Regions from separate parts of the Homo sapiens genome. Here region 2 is linked to region 1. Evidence: chromatin contacts called from ENCODE Hi-C data. All regions are on one chromosome and are shown on one strand. Each heading gives the region's core, a stretch centred on a gene start or an enhancer-like site at or near the end of the contact. The rest is flanking DNA. Distances are from core to core; before and after follow the strand shown. Region 1 has its middle 280 kb from the start of LINC02233. Region 2 holds the start of FSTL5 (follistatin like 5).

Evidence for each region. Hi-C counts contacts between places; a loop is a spot of excess contacts on that map. Pooled maps may share reads with other maps.
Region 2: a map of pancreas shows a loop between it and region 1 (8-fold over the local background). The contact joins the promoter of FSTL5 here to the enhancer-like site in region 1. A Hi-C loop is called at or near these places in 7 of 168 maps with a recorded cell type or tissue (A673, MCF 10A, PC-9 and 4 more), 13 of 37 single-sample maps with no recorded cell type and 16 of 50 pooled maps.

The regions. Positions count from the first base shown.
Region 1 is chr4:159,496,447-159,501,464 of GRCh38, reverse strand. No RefSeq gene overlaps it. Among named protein-coding and RNA genes, the nearest start is that of LINC02233, 280 kb to the left of the region's middle. Within about 2 kb of position 2,569, at least 2 of the 41 ENCODE cell types and tissues checked have a DNase peak (open chromatin) inside an H3K27ac peak, as active enhancers do.
Region 2 is chr4:162,161,515-162,166,532 of GRCh38, reverse strand. FSTL5 (follistatin like 5) reads left to right here and starts at 2,533. Exons shown (of 16, transcript NM_020116.5): 1 at 2,533-2,918. RefSeq lists an enhancer at 2,270-2,379.

The DNA.
Region 1 (5,018 bases), core at 1,320-3,819:
AGGGGTCCCATCTTTAAAGCAAAAACAATATCTCTCCCCATCCTAAGTTTGAAAGAGTAAAACTATGCATCTTATAGGTAAATGCAATGGTTAACCCTATCTTAAAAGATAACTATGCATGTCAAATGAAGGTAGGCAGGAAGAGAGAAAGGAAGGAACATTTTGCTTATAACCAGATTACTATTTGTGTATTAAAGATTGATGTAACAGAATCCCATTAGAGTAGACATTTTCACTAAAAATTCAGAAGTGCAAACCTTGTTGCCCAAAGCCATTGTGAGGTATGACTAGTGTGAGGAAGAGCCAGCAACGTGAACCCCAAATTCCCCTGCAGCAAACATGGCTGTTTCCCTTCTGCTGCCTATTACAACAATTTCCAGCAGCTTTCAAAACCATTTAGGAGCCCAGGGTAGCCGGCAGCATCACAGATCACTGCCAACAGCTGAACAATTCTGTTTCAACCAAGCACAGAGGAAGATTGGGCAAAAGCATCCACTATCTTTATTCTGCACTTCCAGCACAATTTTCTTTTGGAAATATGCAAAACTTATATTCTAAAGTTCAGAATCAAGTTTTGTTTGGAAAGACAAAGGCAAGTGAGGATTTGCAATCTGAAGTGACTTTCAAACAGAAAGGCACTGAGGCATCACGTAATACGTGCTAGACTCCATAGCCCAAGAGAGTGAGTTAGTGATAGATTTTCAGCCTTATCTCTTTCAATTTGTCTGCCCTTCTTGGAGTTACACCCCCTAACGTGATCTGGTTTGTGGCTTAAATTGTGTTTCTGCAAGAACATCCTATCCTGAGGCCCTGGGTTTGTGTCACTGAAGAGAGATTTAGCAGCCTGGATAGGCACACCACTGTACACGGGAGGATTAATGTCATTTACTTAGCGTTTATGTGGCACTTATATTCATGTTTACTGGCCATTCCTCATAGGGTCCCTGGGAGGTAGGTGATCACTGTTATCTTCAGAGTTCAGTGAAGTAGAACAACTTGCTTGGGGTTACACAATAAGAGGCAAAATCAGAGCTCCCATGTGCTGTTTAGCCCAGGAGACAGACTTTCATTACAAGCAATTCATCAGAGGGAGCCCCAGCAGCTGAGTGGGAGTCAGGGAGTCCAAACCCAAACCAAAAGTAAGAATCCTGCCACCCTCCTGTTCGCAGTATATTTCCCAAGGTAATCTCTTCCCAAATACAAGCCCAGGGAGAGAATGCACTTGGCAGTGCCCACCAAGCAGCAGGAGGTATGTGGGATGGTCACCCTCCCCGTTCCCACTGCCCATTCTCAGCGCTACCCCCTATACATCAGAGAGAAAGCCCACAAGGGCAGCAGTACCTGCTTTTTTCTCTTATCTATCAAGAGCCTGTGTTACTTACTCTCCCTCCTTCTCCCAGCACACAAACACACATGCATGCTCTGTGGCCAATACTACATCACATTTCCAATTTAGAGACTGTTTATATCCCTATGTCTTTGGAAGCTCTCATCAATTTAGGTTCTTCTCACTTAATTTTTCCTCCTCTGCACATATGGCAAGCCATGTTTTTTGAAGCATACTTTTCCCTGGGACACTTTTTATTCTCTAAGCTCTTGAATAATGTCAATAGAATTTATTATCAAACAAGTGCATCTTGGACTCATTCAAGTAGGAGTAGGGGAAGGCGATCTCCCCTACTTTAGGGGAAGGCAATCTCACAATGCAACCCTCTTTTAATAGAAAGATGATGGATTTAGGAGTTGAAGAGATATGAGTTCAAATCGTTGCCCCAGTACTAACTGGTTGTGGGATCTTGATGAATTGCTGAATCTTTGAGCCACAGTTGCCTCATTTATAGATCTGGATGATAACAATATGCCTTGCATTGTGACCTTAAGGAAATAATAATGAATGGTATGTAGAGAGCTTGACAAATGTGAGGTGCTCAATAAATGAAAGTAATTGCTGTTTTTAACAAATTTCTTGGGTTCTGTGAATTTCAGTCTCTTAATAAAGCCAAATTCATTGTGAAGATTAAATGAGGTCATAAGTATAAAATATCACACGCAGTCATAACACATAGTAGGCAAGAAACTTTTTCCCCTACCAAGGGAAGAATTATAGGAATACTCTGCCCATCCTAATTTTGTTTTACAGTTAGAAAATGAAGGCTTAGTCCCAATTATCCAAGGTGGCAAAGTTGCTATAATCAATTCTCAAATCAGTCTCCCTTCATATCCAACAAAGTTCATGGCTCTTTATTAAAGAAATACCTCTGAATTATAAGCACAGTTAGATCCACGGCTAAGATGTTAAATGAATAATAAAATAATAATAGCTAACTTATAATTAGTATATACTATGTACCTAGCATGGTGCTGAAGATTTACATATATCAAGTCCTTTCACGAAAAGAAAAAAAATCTTTCTATTGTTTTAAAACCAGAGTAGATATGGTATCAGTCTTGAGCCCTGTCCTTGCCCTTTGTCTCGTGGCATTGCAGCAGCTATGTTGCTTCATGTTGGTAAAACAAAGTCCATAAACAAGGTGGTTGTCACAGTCGCCCCAGCATGCAGCACAATATGTGTTTTTCTGCTAGAGACAGAGTTTTGGACAAATGCCCTGGCACAAGTCAGCAGCCTAAATGTCCCTAGCCCTGCTTGATCTGCCTCAAGCACCTTATCCAAAAGGCACCAGACATTCCCAGGAAATATGGTCTATGTTAAAAGCCAAAGGAAAGCGGATTTTCCATGCTGGTGCAATTGAGAGGAGTCAGGCCTAGCCCGAGGCCATAGCAGGAAGAGGCTCTGCATTGTGATTGCTTTCCTATGCACATCCATCTTGGCCTGCCACACTTGCATTGCTATAACCCCAAGCCCACTTCAGCCAAAAATCAATCATGCATGCCTACTTGCACTTGTACACCTAAACACACACACACACACACACACACAGAGAGAAAGGCATGCTCTGATGCCTCTTGGCACACATTTTGGATCAGCTTCATTAGGGTAACCATCTGGGTCATTTCAATTCTGTTTCCAGTCCTGAAATAATTATGGCATCTGATTCAGCCACTCCCCCTCCCCCACTTCTCCCCACTCCCTACCTCCCCTGCCCCATCTACCAGCTGCATAAGTGTAAAACTTTGTAAAGAGAATATAATTAATGTTTTGGAAACATTGGAGAATTTTTTAATCCACATAGGCTCATATGGTCAGAGGCCCAGAGCTAATCTCTTTGCTGGTCAGAGCAAAAGCAAGCCCATAGCACCATGGATTAATTCCTTAGAACTGTGTATCCTCTCCCTACCTCCTTTTCTGATCTCTCTGAACTCTCCAATGTGGCTAAGCTCATAATTGGGACAGCAGCCAACAAATAAAATGTGACTCTGTAATTTCATCTGCATCCATCCAAAATGTACTAAAACGACTGCTAGGGCCTTTGGCCTCTACTAACTGCTTGACTTTATTTATGCCAAAAAAAAATGATTATAGTTTGGGTTAATATAATCACATACCGGCCCAAAAAATCCCCAAGCTTGCAAACGGTAAGTGGCTAATGTATGTAAAAATACAGTCATTGGAAGACACTGTCTATTAAAGTATTTCAATCACTGAATTTTTAAACTATGGAATTTTAAAGGCTGCAGAAGATAAGAAATTTATATAAATCAGACTGGTCATGACAAATTCACCAGCCAATTACTTTATCTCCCCATGGCCACATAAATGTTGTCTTTAAAGATGTAAGCATGCAGCTGCCTATGAGATAAAGAACATCATAAGTAAAGAACATTTATTTTATTGTTTTTGTTTGCTTGACTGATTTCTTAAATACTTTTGCTTCTTCTTACTGCCTAATTTATTCATTCATCAGCCAATATTTATTAATGTATTAATATTTATTAACCCCCCTTCTAAAAGATAAATCTGTGAATAAGCTGGGCACAATCCCTTTCCTCACAGAGCTTATAGTCAAGTAGAAGACACAGAAAGTAAGATTTTATGATACAGCACAATAACCATATGAAACCACATGAAAAGTGAAGTACAAAGTATTATGGAGACACTTGGGAAGAGCAACCAACCAAGACTCAGGGAAACAGCCTATTAGAAAAGACCTGAGGGCTGGACAGAAATTTGCCAAATAGACATGGTTGGGAAATACATATTTCAGGCAGGAAGAAACAAAATTAGCAAAAATCAGGAGAATGGAGAGCTCAAGGCTCATTGCAGAAAAAACCAATTTTATGTGGCTGAATTTTAATGTATGAAGGAGAATTGGGAAAGAAGTTTCATCAGTAAAAAGGGGATAAGGAGACTAGAATTTATGCTGAGATCAAAGATCTCCATTTTTAAAATAGAGAAACTCCACAAATAGATTTTTTGTTTTGTTTTGTTTTTGTTTTTGTTTTGAGAAAGGGTCTTCCTCTGTTGCCCAGGCTGGAGTGCAGTGGTGCAATCTCAGCCCACTGCAGCTTCAACCTCTGGGACTCAAGTGATCCTCCCACCTCAGCCTCCCAAGCAGCTGGGACTACAGGTACACACCACCATGCCTGGCTAACATAATTAGATTTTGGTGGTTAAAACATTTTTCTGTTAGCTTTGTGGAAAAGGAGTTGGATGGAAGCAAATTGAAAGGAGTGAATTGGCACACACAAGGACTAAGTTTGAGAACTTCTGAAACTGAGGACTCTAACACATACAGATTACTCTTTATTCTAAGCTCAAAGGATCTATCTTCAACCAAGGTCATCTGAGGACATTAGACTGTGGGCTGTTCAATGAGTGTCCCATTTCTTCACTAGAAATGCTCCTGGTTGATGGCAATGGTTATTGTCTACCTGTGCACAGTAAGGTCCTGCCAGACTTTGGGTATATGAAGTAGGAGGTTACCAAACTTCATATTTCTCAATTGCAACAATGTTACACTTTAGCATAGTTAACTTTTATGCTGGCAAAAACCACCATTGGCAAACTCTGTTATCTGGATACTTTGGGTTCCCAGTATCATTTCTGAAAAAGCCACCAG
Region 2 (5,018 bases), core at 1,284-3,783, 2.7 Mb before region 1:
GTAATGAATTTTGGAGATAACAGGATAACCTATATATTTTACAAATGATGTGTGTGATGAAAAGGTTTAAATAACTTGCCCTCAGTCACATTGCCATTTAGGACAGTACAAAACCAAGAATCCGCTAGGAGGATATTCTCAATGCTTTTCTGCATGTATTCATCTTTGTTCATGCTTCCCAAAATAGCTCTTTTCCTTTTTTTTTCTTTTCTTTCTTTCTTTCTTCTGTCCCTCTTTTTAAAGACAGTGAAAAAATGAGAAAATGATTTGGCTTTCCTTTCCATCTTTCAAAGGAAGGTTTGTTTTCTAGTTTTATTCCCTCAGGTTTTTCAATAATATTATGACTGCTTTAATTGAATTCATAGTCCAAAACATTATGATCACTGGAGTAAACTGAAAAATTATGTCCATTATACAAACAACATAGGTCTTGGTGGAATTTTATAAGCATACATCATGTACTCTCTATATTGCTAAAGTGAACTATCAAGATTTCTCTGACATTTCAGCACATTGGCATGAAGCAGACCAAAGTGTGCTATGCGATGTTCCCAAAAGAAGCATATCATGTGCGCCGTAGCCAGCCTAAGTTCAAGTTATACAGTTGGCTCCATTGTAATTGTAATTGTGCAACACCCATCTGCCCCCACAGATCATCTTTCCTGACATATCATGGTGTCTGCCACCTTTATTAAAATGACTTTGGGAATTGAAGAACTCATAATACATGCATGTATGGGTATATCTGTGCAAAAAGTCATGGCACTTGACACTTACAAATGCAAAATCAGTAGTTGTCTGAGAAAACAAAAACATTGCAGATTACCCAAAATGCAAAACTTGTAGTCAAGGTGTGTTGGAGAAATAGTACTGGGGATTGTACGTTCAGAAAAGAAATGGGCAATTTCTGGAATAAAGCCATAGAGAAAGTTTTATGTGGGTGTGAATCAGAATAAAAAAATGTTCCTTCCCTCAAGCAAAAACACCATAGTTTTTTCCTCTGTTATTTCTTCTTTTTTAAGTAACTAGAAAGAAGCAGTTTGGGGGTATGGGTCCACAAAGTAAATAGACTTCCTCAAATAACTTCTTAATATTAGAGAAAATAAAATGCATTATTTTTCCTGATGGGGAAATAAGTAAGTGTATTCCTTTGATTAGAGTCCCTGAAAAATGCTTGTGAGTGGATCCAGTGCTAGATGATATCAGACTCCTGGCATATGATGACACATATCAGTGTGTATGCATTCTGATGGAAAGCAATGTGTGAAATGCTATGACATTATTTGAATAAACAACCTTTTTTATTAAACATGCTTTATCCAACTTAAGAAAATTTAAGCTTAGTTTTAGATACCCACTTCTCTGTCCAAGTAAGTCATGATAGCTGTAGGTGGGACATGTGCATGGAATGTGAATAATCACCCTTCTGGATGATTGATTGCTTCAGTTCACTGAAAGTGTTTGTTTACAAGTTTAAGCAGTCTGTGGAATTTGGCATGACAGGCCCCCTTTCTCTTGCCTTCAAGGAGGCTAGAGCTTCACTGGGACAAGAAATATCACAAATACTGAGAGAATTGCTAAAGGCTATGTAAAGCTTCCAGCATAGCCCATCTTTCATAGAAATATTGATATAGTAGACATAATAAATATTGCATAACCTTCATAATTTTGGCAGTGGAAGTTGAAGCTGATAACTTTCACTTTTTATTATTTAATTTTTTTCCCTCTGGAATCTCCAAGTCTATACAGTTTGAGGATTTGTTTAAATCATGAGAATGAATAAGGAAGGTTCTGTAGGTTTTATAGGAACGCATATGAAGTATAATATATACTATGGAGCACTCGTATTTTTTTTCCTTAAGATTCTGTTTAGAAATGATGGTTAGCGCTGCAAGCTTTCACGTTTTCTCTCAGTGCTCAGAATTTTTTTTTTTTTCTTCCAGGCAAGTTTCTGCAGCAGCGACTCCCTCCAGAGGCTCCGTGAACCGAGGGAAGGGAGTAGGAACACCAAATACGGATCCGTTCAAATAACCAAATGGCAGGGAGAGGCAGCAAAGTTTGGGCAGGAAGATGAAAAGGATTGGAGATGTTTTCAAGAATGGTTGAATAGATTCATTCTATTTCTCCGTCTCCTCCCCACCCGCCTCCCACTCGGTCCTCTCCGTGCTCCACTGCCCCCTCTCTCCGCCCCGTCTTCCTTCCAGAGCTGTGCCCGCAGCGATCTTAGAGTGCGCAGAAACGGCAGTCCCCGCGAAGGCAAAGGCTCCAGCACCGTCAAAGCGTTTAGTTTCTACTGGACTGGTTGAGAATACATCCTGAAGTCCAAAGATGCCCACGCTGACGTTAAGCCTGAATTTTGTTGCCCCGATTGCCGCAGCTGACTCTAGCAGAAGCCCAGTCAAGGGGGCGGCCCCTCACCTCTCGGCGAGTTGATATGCAAAATAGTTACGTCAGATGGTGGGGGCGGGGCACCCCCGGGTTGAGTGGCAGCAGCTCCTGCCTAGGGAGGAGGAGCGAGAATCAGCCTGGTTCAGTGACTGAGACAAACTGGAGGTGAAAGGAGCTGGTACTGTCCACTGTGCTGTCGGTGCTGAACCTGAGACGCGAGCGGACCAGTTGCTCCAGCACCTGAAGGCAACGCCCTCTTGCACCCTCTGTGCCCTGTGGGACCCGCTTCACCAACAGGACCCATATCAACTTGACAAAGGAGTGTGGTATCGGACGTGGGAGAGAGTCCTCTGTTTGCCACCTGGGCGCTCATTCAGGCGTGACTTTGGAGATTTCTATAGTTTTAGACCAAACTATTTTTTTTTCCCCAGCTAAGACGATCTTTTGAGAGTTTTTTTTTTTTATTGTGATTTATATTTCCACAGCGTTTAGGAATCTTTCTGGGGGACTTTTGTGACTGTTAAAATAAGGTAAGAAAAATAATATTGTTATAAATGATTACAAGTGGGGGAGAAATACAGACTGCCATACAAAAATTTAAAAACAAGTTATGCTTATTTTTATAATTTGAAACTGGACTTTTGGCAATGATTACAAAAATATTTTAATAATTACTATTATTATTATTATTATTATTATTATTATTACAAGACAATCTGTTAGTGATTATGCACTAAATTCTAGAGGGGAAGTTGAGAGCTTTGCTTTTTGTGAAGTTGATGTCATTATGTTATATCTTGCTTTATAAATATAAATATTTTAGAGCAATACTTTCAGCAGGGTTCAAAGGATAGGAACCATTCCAGGAAACCCCCCAAATATATTAGCAAATGATGTTAAATAAATCAACCAACAAGTTGTTTAGAACAAATATAATCAAATAATTATTTGAATGGACTAGTCTCTGGTTAATCATCAATATTATTCCTATATCTAAAGCATAGACTTCAAAGTGCAGAGCTCTCTTAACATTTTTTGGAAGGGAGGAGGTAGGTATAGAAACATTTACATCATGCTGGGTCCATTTAGATGTGTTGTTATGCAGTAGATCCAAATAAAACTTGTGAAACTCAGTCTCTGAGCATTCCACACCCCAAGGTCATGTGTATTTCCAAGTTGGGGGCTGTTTGTTCTGCTGTTGACTAGCAAATGTCATCCCCTTGCAACCCCCTCAGGTTAGAGGTGGATGTAAATGGGAAGTTCTGATTTAATAATACAGTATTCGCTTGTATTATAGTCGCTTGTGCTGTTGGTAATTGAATGGAACTGGGAAGTGTGGGCTGAGAAAATGTCTCACTATTTCAGCAATGTTTAACCTCTTGCATGCTTAACAGAGAGCTTTTCTTTACTTAGAAGAATTTTCTTTTGAAGCTATGTTCCTTTTATCAATTGGCAGTGTGTTCTGAGTGTGTACAGAGAAAGAATTCAGTGTGGAAAACGACTGAACAATACTTCTCATAGTGAGCAATTATTAAATGATAGAAGTTATCCTGTGCTCTTTGTATTTCTTATTACTATTCATGACTTTGACAGGTGTGATGGTTTGCCTGATAAATGGAATTGTGGTCTCTCATTTATGTCATTTAGTAACATTAGATTAAGTATAAATGATGCCTGGAAAAGGACGGGGGTGGGGGATATTTCCTTTACATTCCAGAGAGAGAGAGTTTAGGTTGCAAGTAGATGTCCAATATTAATAGGAATGAGTTAAATATAAAGCTGTTTCGTACTTAATAAGTATTATTCAACTGAATAGAGCTATGCTTTTCAGCAGGCGTACACTAAGTTAGGTTTAAATATTTGTATATTTTAAAATATAAAATTTCTACTCTAGTTGCATTAGAGTTACTAGGATGAAGTTTAGCTTTAGAATTTTATGATTTAAACTAAATCCTCTAGGTAGAGATTTTTCATTGTATTTACTACACAGCCCTACAAGAGAGTGATTGTCACAAGCAATGCATATTGTTGCAAATACTAAAGGTCAAATGTAAATCTTTTGAAGTTGTTCACATGTTTTACCCTAAACAGATATTCTTTGTAGGATTCATGTCAGTCATGTGATCTTAAATTAAATATTCATACAAATTTTGAAAGCCTGGATTGGGTAGAGGGGCAAAAAAGAATATATAAAACACTGAGCTAGGAAGTTTATACAACATAATCTCCTTTAAATACACAGAGAATCATTCTTTCCACTACAAATTTTGAAATGTTCTTGTTAAAACTAATTATGTTGGTATAAATATTTAGGCTGTGAAATTTCTAACAGAATTATGGCTTATTTTATTTTCAATTTTATTTATTATCTTGAAACATGAATACATATCTTAATTTTATAACTTATTTGAAAGGCATACTATATATAAACATTATATTTACTCAAAATGTACCTAAGTGTGTCATTGACTTCCATTTGCACAAAGTTTTCCAAGATGTATGTCTTTATTCAAGTATAAATATTTACCTTGAACTACCAATATCTGGAATTCTTTAAGATGAAATTTAATGTTTCATCTAACAATAACATATTTAAACACTGAAGTCAAACTATGCTACTGGCAATAATA